Linked DNA regions of Mus musculus: region 2 is linked to region 1. Evidence: chromatin loops called from intact Hi-C (ENCODE). Cell type or tissue: heart. All regions are shown on one strand. Links, peaks and the distances in the headings refer to the core of each region. The heading gives the core; the rest is flanking DNA. Region 1 holds the start of Cdc42ep4 (CDC42 effector protein (Rho GTPase binding) 4). Region 2 holds the start of Cog1 (component of oligomeric golgi complex 1).

Region 1 (11,743 bases), core at 2,039-10,038:
TGTTTGGTTCCTTTACAGGAAAACTTCAGAGTGTTGGGAAAACCTGTGTGAATCAGTGTATGACTGTAAAATTTTTTGCAATCCAAACACTGATCAAATATTTATAAAGTTTGGTATCCAGACTGTAGTGTACTATTTAGTGTGAGACACATGATAGATGTTGAAGCTTTTGTATCTTAAAGGACAATATAAAGTACACCATAGGTAATTTCTGTACATTTACTTATGAACTTATTTGAGATGGGGCCTTACTAGGTAGCTGTGCTGTCCTGAAACACACTATGTAGACCAGGCTGGCCTTGAACTCACCAGAGGTTAACCTGCCTCTGCCTGCCAAGTGCTAGGATTAAAGGGGGCATATGTCTCTCCATTTTGTCCACTTCTCTTTTATTTGTGTGTGTGTTTGTGTGTCTGTGTCTGTGAGTGTCTGTGATCAGTGTGTATGTCTGTCTGTATATGTGTGTGTGGATTGTATACGTGCCTATGTGTGTGTCTGTGTGTGAGAGTGTGTGTGTCTGTGTGCATGTATGTATGTGTGTGTGTGTCTTGTGTATGTGTCTATGTGTGTGTCGTTTCTGAGAGTGTGTGTATCTGTGTCTGCATGTGTTTGTGTGTGTATGTATGTGTCTTGTGTATGTGTCTATGTTTGTGTGTGCATTTGTGTGCACCCACTCGTGCACACATGCCAACAGAGACACAGAAGAGGGAGTTAGATTCCCCTGAAGTTAAAGTTACAGGCATTTGTAAACTGCCCTGCATAGGTGCTAGCAATCAACCCAAGGTCCTCTGAAAAAGTAGCAAGTATTCCTAACTGCTGAGCCATTTCCCAGACCCTCCACTGAAAAACTTCAACAACTATGTGGGAATGGCAATATTTTGGACGTGCAGCGTTAATATGAAAATTTACCTTTTTAAAAAAAATATGACTATTAGAAAAGTTAACATTAGGGGGCTGGTGAGATGGCTCAGTGGGTAAGAGCACCCGACTGCTCTTCTGAAGGTCCGGAGTTCAAATCCCAGCAACCACATGGTGGCTCACAACCATCCATAATGTGATCTGACTCCCTCTTCTGGAGTGTCTGAAGACAGCTACAGTGTACTTACATAAAATAAATAAATAAATAAATCTGTTTGTTAAAAAAAAAAGAAAAGTTAACATTAAACTGGGCAACGGTGATGCACACCTTTAATTTGAGCACTCACTCAGCACTGTGAGCTGGAGGCCAGCCTGGTCTACAGAGTAAGTTTCAGGACTATACAAGAAACCCTGTCTCCAAAAACAAAAAATAAAAAAACCTATAGAAAAGTTAAAGTTATGCGTATGACCAGCCTTCTATCCTTTATTGGGGCAAGCGGTAATCAGACTTGGACATGGAAGCCTGGGCTGTATACATGCTAATAAGCCTGTGTCCTAGCACACAGCTGCCCTCAGCTCCCAGCATTATGCTATTAACAGCACTGCTCTATGGCTACTGTCATCAACTGTCACATTCTCTAGTGGACTCACAGACAGTCTCCATTATCTCCAATATACAGAGATTCCTCCCTCCACCAGCCTGAGAGGATTGGCATTATTGATTGGTGTGCGTGCTACCACGCCCCCACTCAAATTTGCAATCCTTAACAGTGTATAAAACTATACGATTCCAATGCCTGAACCAAGCTAACAAGTGGGGAAACACAGTGTGTCTCAGCAATCAACCCCTTAGTTGGTAAAGAGGGAATGCAGTCGACTTTGGAATCAGGAGTGGTCTGGAGAGACGTCTACCAAAGTTAGTCCTGATCAATTGGCATCTAGGATTTGAGATGCTCCCTAGCCTCAGGCAGAGGGCCAGACCCTGCACCAGGTGGTCCTCTCCCCAGGCCACAGGTCAGAAGTATGGAGCAGAGCAGACACTCCAGGTCCTAGATGCTATATGTTCTGGCTAAATGGCGTTTAGTACTGAAGGTTCTCGTGCTGCGTGTCTGACAGCTTTTATCTTGGGTCCTTTTCCCAACAATATCAAATACCACAGATCAACACTGTCATCTCCATCTTGAAGATGAGAAAGCAGGGCAGGGTTTAGAGAGCCCATGAGTCACCAAGGTCACACAGCTCCTAAGGACAGAGCTGAGAGAAGAATCCAGAGAAATGTGATGCTGAACTCTCAGGGTTTCCACTCTACAAGCACATCGGAGGTGGGAGGGGTCTCATCAAGCCTCGAAGGGGTGATGAGGGAGGGCTACAAGGACCAAACACCCACAGGAAGCCCACTGCTTCACAGACTGTGTTCGTCTTAAAGATTTCCCCAAGACCCATGAGATGGCTCACATCTGTAAAGGCACTTGTCACCAAGCTTGAAGGCCTGAGCTCAGCATGCCGAACCACATGGTGAAAGGAGAGAATGGAGCACACAAGGGTGTCTTCTGACCTTACTGTGACCAGTGTGCACACGTGCGTGCGTGCGTGTGTGTGTGTGTGTGTGTGTGTAAAAGAATTATTTTACCCGGCGTGGTGGCGCATGCCTTTAATCCCAGCACTTGGGAGGCAGAGACAGGCGAATTTCTGAGTTCGAGGCCAGCCTGGTCTACAAAGTGAGTTCCAGGACAGCCAAGGCTATACAGAGAAACCCTGTCTTGAAAAACAAAAACAAAACAAATAAAAACAAACAAATAAAAAGAATTATTTTAAAATATCGCTGGAGCTAGAGAGCGCAGTTAAAGAGTATTTGTTGCTCTTGTGGAGAGGATCAGAGTTCTGTTCCCAGCATGCACACGGAGGCTCACAACTGTCTCTAACTCCAGTTCCATGGGGCCTGCCTGGCTCCTGCTGAAGGCGTTCACACACATGGTGAACATTCATACATGCAGGCTAGCACTGATATATATATATATATATATATATATATATATATATTTTAAAATCTCCAGTCTGGGCACTCCATTTTCTATCATCCTAGAGAAAATTATTAATTCTAGGAAATAGACGGTGGGGTGGGGGGATGGGAGCCCTTGAGCTGGAAATTACCTCAATCTCACCCAGCATCCATCTCTACCCTCAGTCCAGAACCCTCTGGCTCGAACCAGGGGAAGGAAGCCAGCAGGAGGGTGAAGGGAATGGTTTCCCTTACCATGGCCTGCCCACAAGGGAAGAGAAAGGGGCCAGGGCCTGGGAGAGACCGGAAACGACAATTGACCAAGGAGCCAAGACGAAGAACAACTAATGACCCAAGGACATCCGGCAGCTTCACTTGTTTATAGGACCTTTCCTGGAAACGTGGGCTTCCAGGAGTCAGCCGCCCGACACCAGCCACCACAGGCGATACACAGGCTATAGGAGACGGTGTCTAGCGGAACTAGCGGAACAAGCGGACAAGCGGGGCTTCTGCTCCTGGCCTCACATCAGAAGGAAGCTGCTGCGCCTGCAACCAGATCCATCCGCGAGGCCCTGCTTAGTTCAGTTTCACTTTGCTTCTCCCAGGAACCACTCCTGAGCTGAGAGGCAAACACAAGTGTACTCTGGGGGCTCCAGAGAAAACCCCTAAGTGAGATGGCAGATCTTCCAACCTGGCTTTGCTGGGGACTTGGAATAGAGGGGGTTAAGAGCCAGATCATAATCGGGCTCACCACACTGAGCTTGCTAGCTATCTCTGCCTCAGTTTCCCCATAGCTTTCAAAGCCTTCTACATTAAGGTGAAGATGTAAGCTCACGCTCACACACACACAGACACACAGACACATTCTACAAGGGGTGACACAACTCAACAGATAAAAAGGCAACCCTGAAATGTGCACTCTGCCGGGACCCCACATCTACTGAGCATGCGCAGTGACGCTAATTTCAAACAGGATCCACGGGCAGTCCTGAACATACCTGTACAAACCTAACCCCATAGGCTCTAGGGTGTCGCATGAAGCTGTCCCCTGAAGCCAAGGTACAGAGTCTGTCCTAGCTTAGCACTGCCACCCAGCAGGGGGTCATGAGGCAGCCCTGCCTAGGGCTTCCTTCTCTTTCACCTTTGACCTTTAGTGATATGGGATGGAGAGGGCCAGCTCTTCTCAAACCGAACTTCTGCTCCTTCTGATTTCAGGTCAGTAAGGACCATGAGAAACACTCTCATTCTTCCCCAGGACCAGGGTACGGAAGAGACAAGACTGACAAGACCCTGGGTTCTACCAGCAACAATGCACAGGACCTCAAAGGAGACAGATGTGCCAGACTCCTGGAGAGAGCCGCCTGCTGCGGTGGCTTCCGCAGGTATCATCCACTACCCTGAAAACCAAGGCAGGGGATGGTGACCCAAGCAGCTATGAGGAAACATGCAAGACGTGCAAGGCTCTCTTGCCCTGGCCCTGGGATTAAAGGCAGGGGTGTGCACACATGACACCTTCAAACTGTTTCTACCACAGACCAAAATGGGAGAGCCTACCTCAGCTTGAAAAGGTGAGGTCAAGACCACCAGTCTCTAAAGGAGGCTCCATGGGCCAGCAATGCCCCACCCCCTAGCAGCGCAGTGCCTGGGGTGCAGGGAAGGGCTAGAAAGTGTTCCTCAGCTGGAAGGGAGCCCGAGGCTCCAGGAGGCCCACTGTAAGCTGGGGCTTCACTGGTATCAGGAGTAGGAATGTGGGCTGCTAATGGCTGAACTTTCTCCACCAGGCAAGTCAGGCAGGGCTACTTTTAGCCACTCTGCTGCCCCTCCCTCGGTGACTGTCCCAGGCCCTACACTCAAGGATAGCTGAGCATCATCCCAGAGGCACTTCAGGAGAATTAGCTGGAGTCTGCTGTCAAGGGCCTTCTGCTAAACCACCACTTGAAGTGTGCCCTGGCTCTGGGACTTGGTCCCTTCTCCCAAGGCTGAGGAAGCTTCCGGTCCTTCGGTCAGAAGAGGACCTAACCATAGCTCAGGTCCATGATCAACTGCCAGGGTGAGATTGCTCAACCCCCTCCACTCCCCAGCCTTATCGCTGGCATCAACCCAGCGCCTCTGTTCTTCTGAGGGGCAGAGTCCTCCCTCCCCCGGCAGGGGCAAGCGCCTAAGTGTCTGTGGGGCTGAGACGGTGGCATGGATGTCCCAACCAGAACAGCTGGAGCCGCTCCTCCGCTCCTCCGAGGCCATCCGGGATGCTGACTTGCAGACGCCCCTCCCCTGCCAATTCCATCCAAACTTCAAGGGAAGCAGGAGGCAGGGATAAAGGAAAAGAGGAAGAGAAGGAGACACCAACATCAAACACCATGCCTGCCACAGATGGGCACGGCCTGTCCAGGCCATGGGAAAGCAGTTGCAGTTGCGGAGGGGTGGGGGAGGGGTGGGGGAGGGTGTTGCTGAACCACGAGCGACCCAGGCCTTCCTGGAGAAAGCTCTGAAGGGAGGGTCTAGGATCCCTTTACAGGTCAGCAGGAGACCACCCCTGGGACCACAGCTTTACACAGGGAAACTCTCCCTTTGCTTGCGACTTCCTGCTGGGAAGCTCGGATGGTCAGTTTCAAAAGAAGGCTGGGCGCACACACAGGATCAGAACAAGAACTCGAAAGCAGGCATATGCGAGCCACAAACTGAGGGGGGAAAGGAGGGTTCAAAAGAGAGGGAGACAGGAGCCCCCCCCCCAAAATGGAAGAAGTGCTCAGAGGAACAGCACGAGCATACAGACAGCATGAGCAAAGGGTCCTGCAAACCCCGAGAAGTTACCAGAGGGGCCGAGACACCCCCACATCAATACTGCTTTGGGAGCAGGCTCGCTTTAGCATCCAGCTCCTTAAAGTCCGCGCTAAGATCGATCACCAGGAGCTGAGAAGCTCTCCTCCCGCCCGTATCTCCCAAGGTTCCACTCAGTGGGAAATAGTTAAGGGGCAAAGTCCCTGTTCACAGAGGAGATAAACCACATTAATCAGTAGTCACATACAGGCAGCTGATCAGGGCTGGTAGCACATGGTCCCTCCCACACTCAGCCCTGTATCAGCTCCCTGACATGCATAGTAGCTTCCCGGTCTCTAGTGATGCCCCACTATTGCCAACTGCCCTTGGGCTGCCCAGAGGCCTGGCTCTGCTCCAGCACGTCCCTCCAACCCCACCTCCCCAGTTCTGGGAGAAACCTGTAGCTAAGGTTCCCCATGCTGTGGGCCCTGTTCTTTGTTCTTTAAAATTCACTCCATCCCACTGGTGGTCCCCCCCTCCTCCAGCCAGGCCTCAGAAAGGGGCGGGAGAGGCTGCTGCAGGCGTTACTGGAAACCCAGACAGGGCAAAGAAGTTGCAAGGCAGAGGCCCCCTGCCAGGGGCCTCTCATTGTTTATGCTCCCCAGATCTCGGGTCCAGATGGTTGCTGGGGGTAAGGATGAAAAGTATCCCAACCGCTCCAGCGAGAATGGACAAGAGGTTTCAAAGTAAAGACACCCACAAGGAAGCTTTCCTCATTCAACGGCTCAACTACCTGGGCAAAGAATGGGAGCTGTCGGCCCAGGGAGAGACGTGGGAGCCGGTCAGATTGCAAGAGGTGAGACTGTTGGAGGGTGGGTGAAGGGGGGGGAGGGAGAAGTTCCCAGCCAAGAAGAAAAGAGAAAGCATTGTATTTCCTTTTCATTCTCCCCGGGAGAAAAAGAAAACTTCCGAAGCCCAGGCCGCAGTATTTCATTGGGCAAACACAAGGAACCTGGTTTGAGTTAACAGAGAGGGAGCGCCCCTCCCCCCGCAGGCACACACGCAAGTCCTACGGTCTGTTCCCAGGAAGCTCAACCGCCATCCACCCCGCCAGTCTAGGACACTCACCCACAGCAACCAGGGGTCCCCCAAAGGGGAAAGGCAGCTCCAGCAGACGACGCCACAGACACAGGAGGGCAGATTTGTTCCTCCGGCTGGGGGCGCTCCAGGAATGGGGAGGAGCCAGAGATCAGGATCGCAGCCTTCAACGTCCCAAGCCAGCGGTTAAATCATTAACCAACCGCTACCTACTCGCCCCTGAAAAAGCCTCGAGCCCCATGCTTCGGACGTACCGGGCGCGCGCGCAGGTCCCCCCGCGTAAAGCCTCGTCCCAGGTTTCTAAGGGACCGCCAGCTCGGCCCAGCCCCACCCTGCGCCTCTTGCGGCCTTGGCCTCCAAGTCTTCCAAGGGAGGCGGGCGGGGCGGGAGAAGGAAGGGCTCCGACGGGCGGGGAGTATTTGCTCTTTAGGCTATTGCCTTCCAGCCGGCTCTTGCCCTCCTTTCTCCCCGGCCGGGCGACACCGGGTGGCGCCTAAAGCAGTGTGTGTACACGGGAGAGCACGCGTACACCCCTCTACCACTACCGACGAACTCAGCGGTTATTCATGGAGAAGTCTGTGCGCACACGCCCCCCTCGGGGCGACCGCCGCCGATTGTTGTGTGCCTGCCCACGGCAACACACACCCCATTCCTGCGCGAGGGGGTGGACCTTTAAAACCTGCCCACTCACCCCACCCCGAACAGTCCCCGTGGCCAGATCGGGGCGTACTGGCGACGCTGAGCCCTGTTGTTACCCCCTCCTCCGCAAATGATTTTCTGGGACACGGTATGTGACTCTGGGTCTGGTCCCAGGCATGCCTACCCACGCTGGGCACAGAGGGGTGTGTTTGTGTGCGCGCGCGCCCTGCTCCTAGGTCCTCATCTTCCCCATCCCCGGGTCTTTCTACCTTCTCCACGTCACCAGGGGTCTCGAGCCTACCCAGGCCTCACGCGGCCACTGGGCCACAAACGGATGCTCGTCGCCTACCTCGGTCCCCAGCTCCCCGAGCGCGGACCAGGTGCGGCTGTACGCTCCCCTCGGTGTGCTTGGCGCCTCGGCAAGGCTGGCGACCCATGGCAGCGCCGGCGTTTGTTTCCTCTGGCTCCCGGGGCTCCGAGTGTGCTAGAAGCTAGGACACTCCCCTCCCAGGCTCCTCCCAGCCCTCCCTCCCATTTCCCTCCGCGCTGATGTCACTCCGTCGCAGCAGCCAATGACTGCCACGGAACTCAACTCGGCTGCTTGGCCTCCCAGGTTCAAATCTAAAAGCCTGAGACGCCCCCCACAAGCTCCTAGTAGGGTAGACAGAGCAGGTCTTGCTTTGAGGAGTCGCGCCCCACAGCCCCCAGTGCTCTGCCGCGGAACCGACGTGCGGTCCGCAGAAACAGGAGCACATCCCCTCCCCAGGAACCAAGGGGAAGCTCTCTCTTGGCTCTTCCAGTTTTGAACAATGGTAAGAAAACAACTCCCTCCAGGACGTTACCCACTTCTGGACCACGAGCAGGAGCTTGGGCTCCGTGGATTCCCTCTCCATCTGGAGGGCGGGAGAAGCAGGTCCGCCCGAGTCCAGACCCGGTCTGAGCAGTGGAGGAACTTTTCAGCAAGGTGACCTGGCTTTGATAGCTCTGTCTGGTGATCATGGGCTCTTAAGTACCCTCCCAGGGAACCTCCCGGAATTAAATCCCGCGTGCTTGGGTAGAGGAAGCCCCACCTATGAATGATCATTAAAAGCAATAAAAGCCAGGGGCGAAATAGTCAATAAAGAGGAAACGGAGCCAACCCAAAGTGAAAGTTCCCTAACTACTTAAAGGAAGTGGGGGTGGGGTGGTGTAGGCCTCAGCCTCCTTTTTCCCCAGAGTTGCCTCACGGTCCCTCAGCTCCTTCACTGTCCTCTGGAAACCCTGTCTCTCAGGATCCCACCCCATCCCCGACCTCTCCCCCATCTCCCCGTCTATCCATGAAAACTTCAAACTGTCCATATTGTGTGAAAATCAAACCTAAAAGGTCAGTGTCGCTGGGCAGTGGTGGTGCACGCCTTTAATCCCAGCACTCAGGAGGCAGAGGCAGGCAGATTTCTGAGTTCGAGGCCAGCCTGGTCTACAAAGTGAGTGCCAGGGCTATACAGAGAAACAACCCTGTCTCAAAAAACCAAAAAAAAAAAAAAAAAAAAAAAAAAAAGTTCAGTGTCTGGTCTAGGGGTCCAGTTCCGGCTGCGGAGCACGAGGCTGGTTCAATTCAAGCCCAGCACCACCACCAACCAAAAGAGATGTCAAAATTAGTGAAACTAAAACACGGGGTCCAAAGTAACTTGGGATGGGGATATCCCTGGGGTTCTGACCGTGATTGGGTTACCATGGGGAATTTATACCTCCTCCCCCTACTCTGACTGTCCTTGTATGGGTCCCTCACCTGGAGGTTGTCAAGATGAAAGAGAAATGTGGTTTAGAATAGACAACAGTGTCGGAGTCAGGTCTGTGGGTCAGAGGTAGCTGTAACAGGGCACTAGGGCAAACCAGTAGGAGAGAGTTGTGTTGCCTCTGGCTTTCAACTCTGCCCCTCACTGGCCCACAAGCCTTCCCATCTCTCAAATGGGTACAGCACCTGTTGACATTCCTTCTAGGCTCCACCCCATAGTTACCTGGCAACAGCCAGGTGTGCCAGACTCACTATAAAAGGATCTCTTGCCAGGCAATGTGGTGCACGCCTTTAATGCCAGCACACTGGAGGCAGAGGCAGGCGGATTTCTGAGTTCGAGGCCAGCCTGGTCTACAGAGTGAGTTCCAGGACAGCCAGGGCTACACAGAGAAACCCTGTCTTCAAAAAACACAAACAGGGGGCTGGTGAGATGGCTCAGTGGGTAAGGGCACCCGACTGCTCTTCCGAAGGTCTGAAGTTCAAATCCCAGCAACCACATGGTGGCTCACAACCACCCGTAATGAGATCTGGTGCGCTCTTCTGGTGTATCTGAAGACAACTACAGTGTACTTACATATAGTAAATAAATAAATCTTTAAAAAAAAAAAAAAACACAAACAAAAAAAGGAGTCCTCTCTCGCTCTTCTTACTCCCTCTCTTCCCTCTCTTTCTCCCCCCCCCCATGTTTATGGCCGGCCTCTACTCCTTTACACTCTCTCTCTCTCTCTCTCTCTCTCTCTCTCTCTCTCTCTCTCTCTCCTCTCTTCTCTCTTCTCTCCTCTCTCTGCCTTTCTCTGTCTCTGCTACCCCTTCAACTCCCCTCCCTATGCCCTAAATAAACTTTATTCCATACTATACCATCGTGTGGCTGGTCCCTCAGGGGGAAGGGGTGCCTCAGCATGGGCCCGCAGAGGCACCCCCTTCCCCACACCATACCGCGCCTCCACCAAACATAACCCTGGCTTCTTGTTCTTTTTTATAAAACACAGCATTGGTGCCAAGTGACTCGGATTTAGAAACTGGGATTTCTACAACACAACAGCACCCCTCCCCCCCCCCCCCCGCTTCCCCTACTAGTGCAAACGTTAACCTTCCCCCATGAACTCCCCCAGATGCAGGCTCTCAGTGGCCTTCCCGGATGGTGCCATACCCCAGTGGTTTCCCTCCTGGGCACCCGCCTCCCTGTGCTCCTAGAGAGCCAGGAGTTTTTCATTTGTTCGTTTTAAGCTTTAATTTGATTCATAAGCTTTTTTCTGATTTTCTCAAGAGTCTTCTCCTCTCATTTCATGTTCCATAAATCATTTGGGAATGCCAGCCTACCTCAAGAGCCAGCGATCCATCCGGGTTAAGGGAAGAGGCACCCCACAGGCTCCATCCTCTCAGGTCGCTCTTGTCTGCTTTCCCTTGATCCTAGGTTTGCCTGCCTTGTTTTTGGTCTCTCTGAAATTTCTTCTCTTTTTATTCAAATTTAAACTCCTTCCACAAACATTCGAAGGGGTTCTAGGCTTAGAAGACAAAAATCCCCTGGGTCCCTGCCCTCAGATTGCCCGGTGGAAACTGGTTCCTCTCTGTGGGGGACCTAGACCATCTCTTTTAGAACTCACCAGTGAGAAGAAGACCAAAAGAAACAGCTAATTTCTCCCTGCTGTTTAAAACCCTGGTCTGAGGCAGGCGATCTTTCTCCTAAAACTCCACTGAAGTTAAATTTCACCCCAACAGTGTTTTGTTTTGTTTTGTTTTTTGTTTTAGGCAGGTGCCATCTGTGGCTAGGCATGTGTAAATCAACTAGACTAACTTTGAAGACTTGAATGCCTAGCTGGAAACGTCTGCAAGCGCAAAGTCCCAGAGTTTGGGGAGGGATTTAAGGTCTTAACTGAACCTTTAAGGTGTGACCTGACCTATAATCCTTTAGGCCTGGGCATATGTCTCAGCCTGTCTTTGGAGTTTGAGCATGCGTGATACCTGCAGCTGTGTGGGCCTGTCCCTCCGAAGCCCGCCCCCGAGCCCCAGGCATACCTCTTGGTGTTAACAACGAGACATTAGTTCACCTTCCGCTGCTGCAGCTTTAAATGGATTGGCTAATCCCATTCCTTACAGAGAAGCTGGAAATCACACTCGGTCTTCTCTGGTGTTTACCATACAGTGTGGTCCCTTTGCAGTGCTGGGGATTGAAGCCAGGCCTGGCGCCTGATAGGTAAGCACTCTGTCGTGGTGCCCCGCACCCTTGGCCCTCACTTCCATTTTGAAATCAGCTAAGCCTCCAGAGCCCCTTCCCGTGAGAACACTTGGGCCCTTCACATCTCTTTCTATGCTGGGCCTTTCGACCACTGAAACGAAACAGACCGAGATCCTATCACAGCATCCTCTCGAGAGCCTGGTGTCTGGAAGTTTAAGGTTGGAGTGGCCTGGATGACCCAGGTCAAGAACTGTCACTGTCGTCTGGGGCCTGGGTTCTGGGCTTATTCACTTTCTGGCCTCAGGACAAAGGCCTTTTCAACTCCTGAGTTCCCAGTTGTTAGGAACCACCTGGGACACCTCCAAGGTTTCAGCTGACCTTTCCGCAGAGCATCTAGGAAAATCCCCAGGATATCTAAGTGGTGCATAAGGCTCACAACCCCAT
Region 2 (11,743 bases), core at 3,744-11,743, 100 kb before region 1:
CAGGATCCAGCTCTGAGCACTGGTGGATGGAGAGAGCAGAGTAAGGATGCTCGCACAGTGAAGCTTGGTCAGTGTGAGCCTCTGTTATTTCACCTGCAGTGGTCCAGGTTGGCTTCCCAGCCTGGGGTGATCTGGCAAAAGGAACAGCAAGAATGAAAGCCTTAGGAGGGAGGGACCAAGCCTCAGCTTACAGAATCAAAGACCAGGGAGGTTGCTGATGGAGGGAGGAAGGAAGGGGGAAGAAGGAGGAGGAAGGAAGAAGGAGGAGGAGGAATGAGGAAGAAGGAAGAGGAGAGAGGAGGAAGAAGGAGGGAGAAGGAGGAGGGAGGAGGAAGCAGGAAGGAGGAGAAGGAAGTAGAAGGGATGAGGAAGGAGGAGGAAGGAAGAGGAGAAAGGAGGAGGAGAAAGGAGGAGAAGGAAGGAGGAAGGGGGAAAAGGAGGAGGAGGAAGGAGAAGAAAGGAGGAAGGAGAAAAGGAAGGAGGAGGAAGCACGAAAGAGGAGGAAGGAAGAGGAGAAAGGAGGAGGAGGAGGAGGAGGAGAAAGGAGAAGACTGGGCTTTGAAGGTCATTGCCGTTGCCTCTGACCAAATGAAAGGATGTTCTGGCTTTGTGCAGTAGATACTCAAGGCCTTAACCATTCAAAGAGATGAACAGAGAGGATCTGGCTGGCTTTTGCAGCAAGGAGCAGGAACTAAAGGGGAACAGAGTAGAAACTGGAGGAATTGCAGGGTAACTCTGGCTCCACTGAGACGCTGGTGAGTTGATTCACTGTGGTAAAAGCAGAGATGAGAAAGAACGGGTCCATGAGCCAGGGCTGGAGAGTGAACACTGGCTCTCTGCTTGGTTTGGTTCATAGGCCCTACTGACTGGAACATGGCCACTCCCAGGCAAGCATCTACTGCCTATTGCTAGTTTTACGTGGCTGTGGCTTTGACTGTGGCTATGCCACAGAGACCATGGGAGCTGCTAAGCCTTTAGCTCGATCCCTAGCACCACGTGAAACGGGTCTGTTGTGCGTGCCTATAATCCCATTGCACTAGAAGTAGAGGCAGGAGGATCCAAAGTTCAAGGTCATCCTTGGCTAGGTAGTAAGTTTGTGGCCAGCCTGGACTCCACAAGATCCTATCTCCAAAAAAACCACGACAACTTGCTAGATTTAGAGGTAGGACTCTGAGGCCATTCACAGAAAGACACGCTGGGGTGGAAAGGTGCAAGAGGACAAGCCAAAGTCAGACCCAAATAAATGTTCCCCGCAGCATCCAGCACACCGCCAGCCCACACGGCAGGAGCATGCGCAGCCAACACAAATGGAGGACCGCAGACCCAGGGAGCCCAGACATGCGGGTTCCTTCACCAGAGATGCTTGCCTAGCTGTTAGTGGAAGGTAATCTCTCAAGTATCTGCAAACAGCCAAGTCAGTTGCCAGGCCCTTCTACCACAAATGCCACCTCCAGCAGACACAGGCTGATAAATGCTGCCATAAAGATAAGAAGTCAAGATAGCGAGCATTAATCTCACTGGCATCTCCGACCAAGAGTAAACACCAAACATCTGAATTCCACTGGGCATGTGCATAGAATCCAGCCTTCTGTGCACCCAACATGGCTTCCACTGACACTCTCTCTCCTCTGCTTCCTCAACACCACCTCCCTCCACCCCCTTTTCTCCTTCTTTCTTGCTTCCTCCTTTAGCCAGAGCTAAATTTCTGCTTTCCATTTCAAGTGAGTATCTCTCTCTCTTCCTATCTTCTGTCTGAGCATGCACAAGAATGTGACTACCATTCCCTCCAACAGAAGGAATGGGAGGCACAAAGCTGACAGCCCTTTCAGGTCTATGTATGCATGCGGGAACACAGCCATCTCATATCTAGGAGGAGTTTGGTATGGGATGGTGCAGGGTCTGGATGAGATCACTCTCTAGCACACAGATTCCTACATGCCTTTTCCTGTGCATCCTTTATGTAGACACCTTGGCACTATATAACCTAAATGCATGGCATATTTCCAAAGTATCAGCTTTGAATGAGAGCCAAAGACATGGGACCATTTCCCAGGCCCCTGGTCACAGACTGCCCCAAGGAGGAGACATAGTATCTATTAAAATCTGTCAAAAACCTGTGACTGTAACAAAATACCAGAGGCAAACAACTTATAAAGAGAAAAGGGCTACTTTTCATCCAGTTTGAGTGATTGGTTGAACCTATTGCTTTGGGCCTGAAGTGAGGTAGCACATCACAGTGGGAGCACATCACAGTGGGAACACGTCACAGTGGGAGCATGTAGCAGAAAAGGGCATGTACCTTATGGCCCGAAGGTAAAGATCAAGCAAGGAGGGGGCAAAGATCTCACTGTTCTCTTCAAGGGAATGCTCTCAGTGACCTAAGAGCTCACATTAGACCCTACATCCCAGAAGTACCCTAGGGACAAAACCTCTTCTCTGGGGGGACTTGAGGGGGACACTCAATGTCCAAAGTAGAGCAAGATTCTTCTCTTTTAAGGATTATTCTGGCTAGTTTCCCATATTTGTATTAAAAAGTAAGGACAAGGAGCCAGAGAGTTGGCTCAGCCATTATAAGCACTGACTGCTCTTTCAGGACACCTGGATTCTGTTCTTAGCATCCTATGGTGGCTCCCAACTCTCTGTATGCAACTCTCAGAGGTTCTGACACCCTCTTCTGGCCTCCGTGAGCACTGCATGCATATAGTGCACAGACATACACGCGGATGAAACACCCACATGCATAAAATAAAAATAATTTGATTTTTTTTAAGTAAGGAAGAGCCAAGCAAGGTGGCACTCACCTATGACCCCCAAGCATTCAAGAGGCTGAGACAAGAGAGTCTTATGCTCAAGGTCAACCTAGAACTATACAAGGAAACCCTGTCCCCTCCTCCACACACCCAAACTACAAAAACAGAAACACAAGCATGCCCTCTCACACCTGCAACCCTAGCACTCCCGAGGCTAAAGCAGGAGTATTGTAATGGACCAGCTCTGGCAACGTGCTGAGCTGCAGGCCAGCCTGAGGAGAGGAACAAAACAAGCTGAAGAGAAGTCTTTCCCTTCAGTGTCCCCAGTGAGGCAAGGGTACACACGGACATGCCTAAAGAAAAACACAGTATATCCCCAGCTTGAAGAGACAGCCCCCCTCTAGTGTCCTGATACTTGCCCAGCGGGTATGGCTATGCCGTGCCTCCCCAGTCTGTCAGTGCAACTGCAGTGATCTCAGCTCAGGTGGAATGAAGGAAAAACTGTGGGGACCATGTGAACGCTGGTCCGCTGGGTCATCTTAACGTTCTGCAATCTTTCTTTAAAGCTAATCAGGAGACTCCAGTAAAAGATAAGGACTTCTAGAGCTGAGCTAACCCACAAGTCTCTGAAGACGAGTGTCCCTGTTTGTTCTTCTGTTGCTCAGATCAAACATCCTGGCCACAAACAACTTGGGAAATTATTTCATCGTACCGAGAGAGAATCTCTTGTTGTCTGTGGGAAGCATTACCTATCAATAAAAAGCCCATGGCCTATTAGCCATGGCAGGAAATAGGAGGTGGGAGTTCTGGTAGGGAGAGAGGAACTCTGGGATAGAGTCAGGTTTGGGAAGAGATTTGCCCCCAACTCTGAGAAGACAGACACATGAAACTGAGGAAAGGTAACTAGCCATGTGGCACTCATAGAAAAGAATAAAGGGATTAATTAGTGACAATCTATTAGAAGAATTGTGGCCTAGGCATTTATTCATAAGTAGCAAATGTCAGAGTCATTATTTCGGGAATGTGGGCATGAGTGGGAAAGCCCGTGGTGACAACCTTTCACTTCTGGATCACAGTCCGTCACAGAGGGCAGTCAGGACAGGAACAGAAGGCCGGAACCTGGAGCAGAGACCATGGAAGAACATTGCTTACTGGCTTGCTTACCTCTCTTATAGCACCCGAGTCCACATGCCCAGGAGCAGCAAGACTCAGTGGGCTAGGCCTTTGTACATCAATTAGCAATCTTACAAAGTGCCTCATGGACACACCCACAAGCCAATCTGAGCAAGGCCATTCATCATTTGAGCATCACTCTTCTCAGGTGACTCTAGGTCCAGCTGGCAGCTGACACCCTGACAACAGGCCTCACCATCGACAGGCTTGGTGACCTCACCTAGGTTACTCAGTTCGATGGAACCTTAGCTGTCTGTAACGCCGCCTCTGCGTGGGATCCTTGTGAGAAGCAGAGAGGAAAGATGCAAAGGGCCAGTGATGCTCTAAATGACAGCTAGGGTTATGGAGGAATGCCTCTTTGATTTCAAGAGCTACAACTTAAAGGTTGAAGCTAGAAGGATGAAGGACTGATACTAGAACTCAGACTGAAGGGGCTGGAGAGATGGCCCAGCGGTTAAGAGTGCTGGCTGCTCTTACAGAGGACTGGAATTTGGTTTCTTGCTCAGTCTCCCGTGACTTCAGCTCCAGGGGATCTGAACTCTTTTTTGGTCTCTGTAGGCACCGCACAAACATGCCCAGACACACAAACGCACACTCATAAATAAAGTAATAATAAATTAAATTAAATCAAAGCTTCACTCGACACATACTTACACCTGGTCATAAACTACACTAAATGACAGCAGCACCCCTGAGCTTAAGCAATGTCTGTCCCCAACATCCTGGCACAGTGACTCCTCTAGCTGCTTGGGCTGAGCTCTTGGCCCAGTTGCTGGTTTGGATAGTTCTGGCTGATAGGCAGACAGCATCAGGAAAGGAGGGGGCTGCTCTCTGGGTGCAGAAGTAAAACCTGGAGCCTTAGAGAGCAGAGCCAAGGACACATCTCCCAAAGGCCTGGGGAGCTTTCCCAGTGCCCAGGCTGAGAAGACATCTGGAAACAGCCCCGAGCAGCAGTTCTTCTGCAGGCAGAGAGGCAACCGTAGCATCTTCAGGCAGGTCTGATGAACTCAGCCAAGGAAACAGCACAAAAGACGGAAAAGCAAATGCCGGTCTCAAAACACATTGGGCAGAGTGGCCTTTGCCAAAGCCATCATACAAGAAGCCCCTAGTCCCACATGGAACTGATCATAGCCTATCGTGTTCCCCTCAGTGTAGGAAAGGTGTTAGCTTACTAACTCTTGGGGAACTGGAAGCTTGAGGAATAAGTGTTAGGCTCCCAGGGCAAGCTACAGACCACGGTTCTGATTTTCAGAGAAAATGGATGTATTGATAACACAGTGAGCTGCTGGGCAGGATGTGCAACTAAGCTGAAGAGACAGGAGCAAAGAGAGGGCGAACATTCCTAATCCAAGGTATACCACAGGGTGATCCAACCTGCAGATACCCATCACCAGCGCTGGCACCTGAAACTACAGCTGCAGCCACTGTCCCTGCCAGTCCTGCACACTAGGTGTTGTGGGTGAGACCTAGCCTCTACAAGGCTGAAATCCCTGCACCAGGGCATCGCTGCCTTCAAAGGCCCAAGAAGGTCTTGTGGACCAGTCCCAGGCCCCAGGCTGGCACAGTAGGTGCAAGAAGTCCTGGGGAAAGTTTCTGCCTGACAGAGAAGCGCTTCCAAACACGGAAGACAGATTCTGCAGGCTCAGAAGCAAAACAGCACCAAAGCAGCCGGTAGCGCGGGACTATAGAAAGGACTGCACGTCACCGCTGCGCCACCAGGGGGCGCGCTGTGCTGGGGGAACTCTGACGCGTAGGCGGTATCTCAAGCCAAGTGGCTTGAGTTCTGAGTTAACCCCCTTCCCCGAGGTAAGTAAAATTCCCTGGGCTTCAGTTGTGCATAGAGCAGGGACTCTTCTTGCTGGAATGTCGTAAGTAAACCCCCTTATTTAGATATCAATCTATTGCTGTGACATTTGCCTCGAAGTAGTGGCAGTGGTGAACGGGAGAGAAAACCCAGAGGCTGTCTGTGGTACAGGGCTGCTGAACACACAATACTGTTTTCTCTGTGTTAACATAGGAAAGAATTCTTCAGCAAACTTTTCCAAAACGAAGGGCCCTGAACGGACTTATGAACAGCAAGCCAGAACGTCCAGGTTTTCTTACTGGGTCAATCTCAGGATGTCCAATCCTCTGGCATCATGGACTCCCCATCGTTCTCCACCACAGGAGGCCTGTAACAGGGAAACCCATTTTGTGGCCACTAAACAATATTTAAATAAAATAGAAGACCCAGGTAACAAGGTGGACCACAGCCGTCACTCAGATCTCCAGCTGCCAAGTCCTAAGGGAAGAGTCCCAAGGCCCAGTCCTGGTTGCTGTGATGGTCTATCGAAGGCAAAAGCGTGCATGCATGTAAGACCGACAGCAACACGACCATACGTGCATCTTTACCATAATGAACCCCACGGTGAAGCTCTTCCCTCCCCAGGAAAGGGTTTGGGTGCGACGCAAGGGGCTCCGGGCCACTAAGACTTTGACCACCAAGTACAACCTTAACTATTTCGCTTCTCTAAGGAAACGAGCGCTCAGGGTAGGCGAGATGGCACAGCAGGCAAAGGCGATTGCCGCCAAAGCCGATAAAATTCCATCTAAAATTCTATACTGAGATCCTCATGGCAGGAGTGAGCCTCCTGCAACTTATGACCTCCGCGCGCATCTGTTTCTGTCGCACGTACTCCACCTACATAGGGTGAGAATGGGGAGGAAGAGGGAAGGAAGGAAGAGTGAAGGAGAGAGAAGGGAGATTGTAACAGTAAAAAATAAGCTCTGGAGAGCAGCACTGCCACCGAGGCTCAGTCCCTGGGACCACCGAGGCTCCCGACCTGGCGGAAGCACTTCCGCCCCCATCCATGATGGCGGGAGGGCGGGGCGGGGCTGGCAGGCGGAAGCGGCCGGCGGATCCCTGGCTTAGCACCATGGCGGCCGCGACCGCCTCCTCCGCGCTCAAGCGGCTGGATCTGCGCGATCCCAACGCGCTCTTCGAGACTCATGGAGCGGAGGAGATCCGCGGGCTGGAGCGCCAGGTCCGAGCCGAGATCGAACACAAGAAGGAGGAGCTGCGGCAGATGGTGGGCGAGCGGTACCGCGACCTGATCGAGGCGGCGGACACCATCGGCCAGATGCGCCGCTGCGCCGAGGGCCTGGTGGACGCCGTGCAGGCCACCGATCAATACTGCGCCCGCCTCCGCCAGGCCGGCTCCGTGGCGCCCCGGGTCCCACGGGCCCCGCAGGTCAGTCCGGGATCCGAACCCGCCACGTCCCTCCGCCCCCGCCGCCCGGCGGACCCCACCCCTCACCTTCCGCCGGAGGAGCCCGCCCCTCGCCGCCGCGGGCTACCGGGAGGCGTCTGCGGGCCTTCCTCGGGACGCTGGTCCGCTGCCGAAAAGCCAGCCGGCCTTTTGCTCCGGGAGCCTTCCCGGACTTCCGGACGATTCCCTCGCCTCCCGTGGGTTCGCTGCGCTCTCCTTCCCTTTTAACTGAAAACGCCAGGGGTCTCTCGACTGTCAGATCTCTCCCGTTAGCTCACACCTTCCTGTCAAAGTCATTCATTCATTCCCCATCCCACCCTGAGCCCGACCGAGCCTGGAGAATTGGGGGAGGGTAGCCTCAGCCGTCAGACCCTCCCCCTTTTAATAGGTGAGCAGTTTCATTTCAGGCTGGTTTAAAAAACTCAGGGTATCCTGATGTCCTCCCATGAAACGTTTAAGACCCGATGCGGATCGAATTCTGACATTGGGTGTTGGCTTAGGAATGAGCAGAGGGCGCCGAGGGTAAATAGTTTTTAACCTAGGAGAACTTACTGTAACAGAAGAAGAAATTACAAAAGCACACTAGCCCACATGTGGAGCCAGCTTTCTTGCGCTACTTAGGTGTCAGAAAATCCAAGCCAAAAAAACTAGGGCAGTATAATGAACGTGGGCAAAGAAGGTTGGAACTTTGTCAGCCTGTCACTCCCTAAGCTACACATTAAGTACAGCCCCCTTCCCAAATGGACAGACTTAGCTGGCTAGCTTCAACTATGTAAGCCCAGTCTTAGAAATGGATTGATTTTCATGGTTATGGCTGGTGCATTTCTGGGGGAATGCCCTCTCCGTTCAAATCATAAACAGGAGCCTCCCAAGATGTTCTTGAAGTTTACATTCTAATTAAAGAAAGAAATTCTTGGGAAATTGAATTTTTAAAATATGAATAATTTAGAATGGCAGTAGAAAATAGTTTAGCATAAAGGTGATTAATCGCCACATGTCCATTTAATGTAATAGTTCGGAAGGAAGGAGTGAGTTAGGTGTGGCTCCTCCCCAGTAAGGACAACTGAGATTTGGAACATTGACGTCTCTGGCCAGCTATGCTGCTGTAACAAAAGATTTAACACTGGATAGTTCATAAAGAGTAGACATTCATTTTCCCTCAGGAATAGGCCTGGGAAGTCCGAGATCAAACTGTTAGCATCTGACGTCCGTTGCAGGCCTGCTTGCCTCCCATAGCAGATGGGGAGGAACACAAAAGAGCCAGAGTTAGTTCCCCTCCTTTACCGGCACCCCACACACCACTACTGAAGACGGACTCGAGGTGAGAGGGCAGATGAGAGGCCTGAAGTCTCAGCCAGATGAAGATCTGGTGCAGGGGTGGTAAAGAACAGTCAACGAGAAATGTTTGGTGACCTTAAAGAGAAAGGAGAGGAAGGAGGAAGCTTGTAGGAAGTCTCCCTTCCACCCACCGATAACCAGATGGCGAGATGCCCCGCCCTCCTACCAATAACCAGATGGCGAGATGCCCCGCCCTCCTACCAATAACCAGATGGTGAGATGCCCCGCCCTCCTACCAATAACCAGATGGCGAGATGCCCCGCCCTCCTACCAATAACCAGATGGTGAGATGCCATTTGGTCGGACATAAGTGCCCTGCAAGCTGAGTGGTACTGAGTGTGGCTTTATGAAAACGTCAGATTTTGTTTTCGTTTTAAAGACAGGGTTTCTCTGTGCTGTCCTGGCTAGCCTGGAACTCACTATGTTGACCAGGCTGGTGTCTAACTCACAAGAGATCCGCCCACCACTGCCCCTTGGGTGCTGGGATCAAAGGTGTGCGATACCACACACGGAAAAGCTTGAGATCTTAAAGCATTCCCCAGCTTCTCCCCCAGGCCTGTGTAAACGGAGCTGTGCTTTTTATTTGCTCTTCTGACGGTCTACTGCCCTTCAGCCACAGCCGCCGTCCGAGAAGTTCTACAGCATGGCCGCCCAGATTAAGCTGCTGCTGGAGATCCCGGAGAAGATCTGGAGCGCCATGGAAGCCTCGCAGCACCTCCAGGCCACACAGCTCTACCTGCTCTGCTGCCACCTGCATAGCCTGCTGCAGCTGGACTCCTCTAACTCCAGATACAGCCCCATCCTCTCGAGATTTCCAATCCTCATCCGCCAGGTGGCAGCAGCCAGCCACTTCCGGTGAGTTTGGTAGCCCCCACCCTAGCTCACTGAGCCCCTACAAGTGTCACAGGGGTCTGTCCGTTTTTCTCCTTATACACTGAGCCACTTCACCCCAGATGTTAGCTACTCCATGTTGATCTTTGTGAGTCTTTCTAGGTCAACTATTTTGCACGAAAGCAAGATGCTGCTCAAATGCCAGGCTGTGTCGGACCAGGCTGTGGCCGAAGCCCTCTGCTCCATAATGCTCTTGGAGGAGAGCTCTCCGCGCCAAGCCCTCACAGACTTCCTGCTGGCCAGAAAGGCGACTATTCAGACGCTCCTGAACCAGTCTCATCACGGTGGGTGTGTTTCTCTCTAAAATGGGATTCCTCTACAGGGAATGGAGCAGTGTGTACCAGGGGAGCCTGAGGCAGCGTTCCGTGCTCATCCTTGCTAAAGGGAACTGGTTACAAGAGGGTGCGTTCTTCTTACAGGTGCTGGCATCAAGGCCCAGATTTGCTCTTTGGTGGAGCTGCTGGCTACCACTCTGAACCAGGCACATGCCCTTTTCTACACCCTACCAGAAGGCGTGCTGCCCGACCCATCCCTGCCCTGTGGCTTGCTCTTTTCTACCCTGGAGACAGTCACAAGGCAGCATCCCACTGGTGAGCTTATAACCTTTACCCTCATTCATTCACCCGATCTGCCATTTCCTAGCTCCTGCACCATGCTCTGGCAATAAACCAGTGAACCGGAAAGATTCAGGCCCCTGCTCTGTGCATAGCACAGCTTAGCTGGAAAGGGGGCTGAACCTTCAGAGGTGCATGCGGGGTTTCTATTTGATGTCAGCAGTAGTCATTGCTGGAAATGCACAGTACCAGTTGCTTAGGAACACTGGAAGGCTCTCCCTAAGCCAAGGATGTATCAGTGAGCAAAGACTCAGACTCCTATAATGGTAGGGCTGCAGGGTCAGGTGGAACCGTCAGCAGAGTCAGCAAAGGAAACAGCTCAAGGTAGAAGGAGGGAGTACAGGGCCCTTACTACCAGGGGCTCATCTCTTTCCTTTGTTTTGAGACACGCACACAGCCCACCACCACCCTCCCAACCCCAGGCTGGGATGTACTGATTTATAGCTTTTGTGAAAGGTGAATGCTGACTGGCCTGCCCTGGCATAGAAAACAGACACACAAACTCTGAGTGGCCTCTTCCAGAGTACAGTGAAAGGCACTGCTCAGGAAGCCCTGCCCAGGCCTGCAGGGTGACCAAGAGACTCGGCAGGCAGGATAGGTGGTCAGTGCTTGTTCCCTTAGGTCTTCAAGTGACCTAGGATGCTAAGAGGAGAGGGAAATGGATAGCCTACACTTTTCTTTGGCAACTTAAGCTCTGTTATTAAAATGTCGATGACTGGTGGGCACAGTGGCATGGACCTAGCTACTCAGAAGTCTGAAGCAAGAGGACCACTGGGGCTCAGGCTTAGAGACCAGCCTAAGTGACATGGCAGGACCCCACCTCAAACACACCCCGCAACACGCACACACACAAAGATTGCACAGTACTCCTTCTTCCCTCCCTCTCTCCTTCCCTCCCTCCCTTCCTGTTTGCCCTCCATTCTTTCCTCCTGGCCTGTCCTGTTCTTAACCAGCAGAATGGCAGAGTGTGGGGAGGCTGCTGTGCACAGGGACTGGCGTGCCCTGTACTTCCTTTAGCTAACCTTTTTCCGATTTGACCCACCTTCCCAAGGGTGGATGGGGGTGGGTGACATATCTAGGTTTTTGGAAATTCCCTCATGGATTTGTAATTCTCAGAATGCTGTTCAAAGCCCAGCCCGGATTCTTCTCACTTGGCCTTTTCTCTAGGAAAGGGCATCGGTGCCCTCCAAGGGGAGATGAAGCTATGCAGCTGGTTCAGACACCTGCCCACCTCCATTATCGAGTTCCAGCCCACACTCCGAACTCTCGCACATCCCATCAGCCAGGAGTACCTGAAAGACACGCTGCAGAAATGGATCGACATGTAAGCAGGCAGAACGCACCCCTGAGGCTTGACCTGCACGCAGCCTTCGAAGTGACCACACCCAGGAGGCATAAGCTGGTTCCCAGTCATGGGGTAATGTGCCACATGCCCGCCACCCACTCAGGGCACACTGCTACCTGTGGACCCTTAGTGCCTACAGTGGGAGAATCGGGAAGCTGTTTTTACCGTGGGCTAGACAGAAGGTTTAGCAGTTAAAGAGCACTTGCTGTTCTCCCAGAAGACTTGGGCTCAGTTCCCAGAGTCCGTATCAGGCAGCTCACATCCACCTACCTAACACCGACTCCAGGGGAGCTGTTAACATCTGACCTCTGAGGGCACCTCCATTCGTGTATGTCCACTTGGAGTACATGGGTGTGGGCGCGCGCGCGTGCGCTCGCGCACACA

The links. Hi-C counts contacts between places; a loop is a spot of excess contacts. Peaks named below come from ENCODE experiments on the same cell type or tissue, not always from the same donor. Only the 100,000 strongest peaks of a DNase experiment are listed, where the experiment ranks them.
Region 2: a loop joins it to region 1, with 10 times the contacts of the local background. A loop is called at or near these places in 4 of 42 quality-filtered maps.

The regions. Positions count from the first base shown.
Region 1 is chr11:113,743,990-113,755,732 of GRCm38, forward strand. It overlaps Cdc42ep4 (CDC42 effector protein (Rho GTPase binding) 4), which reads right to left and starts at 7,826. Exons shown (of 2, transcript NM_001163346.1): 1 at 7,699-7,826. In heart, for the core only: a CTCF peak has its summit at 6,832; DNase peaks (open chromatin) are centred at 3,212, 6,792, 6,932, 7,782 and 6 weaker places; H3K4me3 peaks cover 4,697 bases; H3K27ac peaks cover 5,801 bases.
Region 2 is chr11:113,642,723-113,654,465 of GRCm38, forward strand. Cog1 (component of oligomeric golgi complex 1) reads left to right here and starts at 6,807. Exons shown (of 14, transcript NM_013581.3): 1 at 6,807-7,153; 2 at 9,123-9,364; 3 at 9,503-9,684; 4 at 9,820-9,990; 5 at 11,182-11,338. The coding sequence starts at 6,839. It also overlaps a transcript of Slc39a11 not described here. In heart, for the core only: a CTCF peak has its summit at 9,334 (motif pointing right); DNase peaks (open chromatin) are centred at 5,569, 6,459 and 6,989; H3K4me3 peaks cover 2,332 bases; H3K27ac peaks cover 2,425 bases.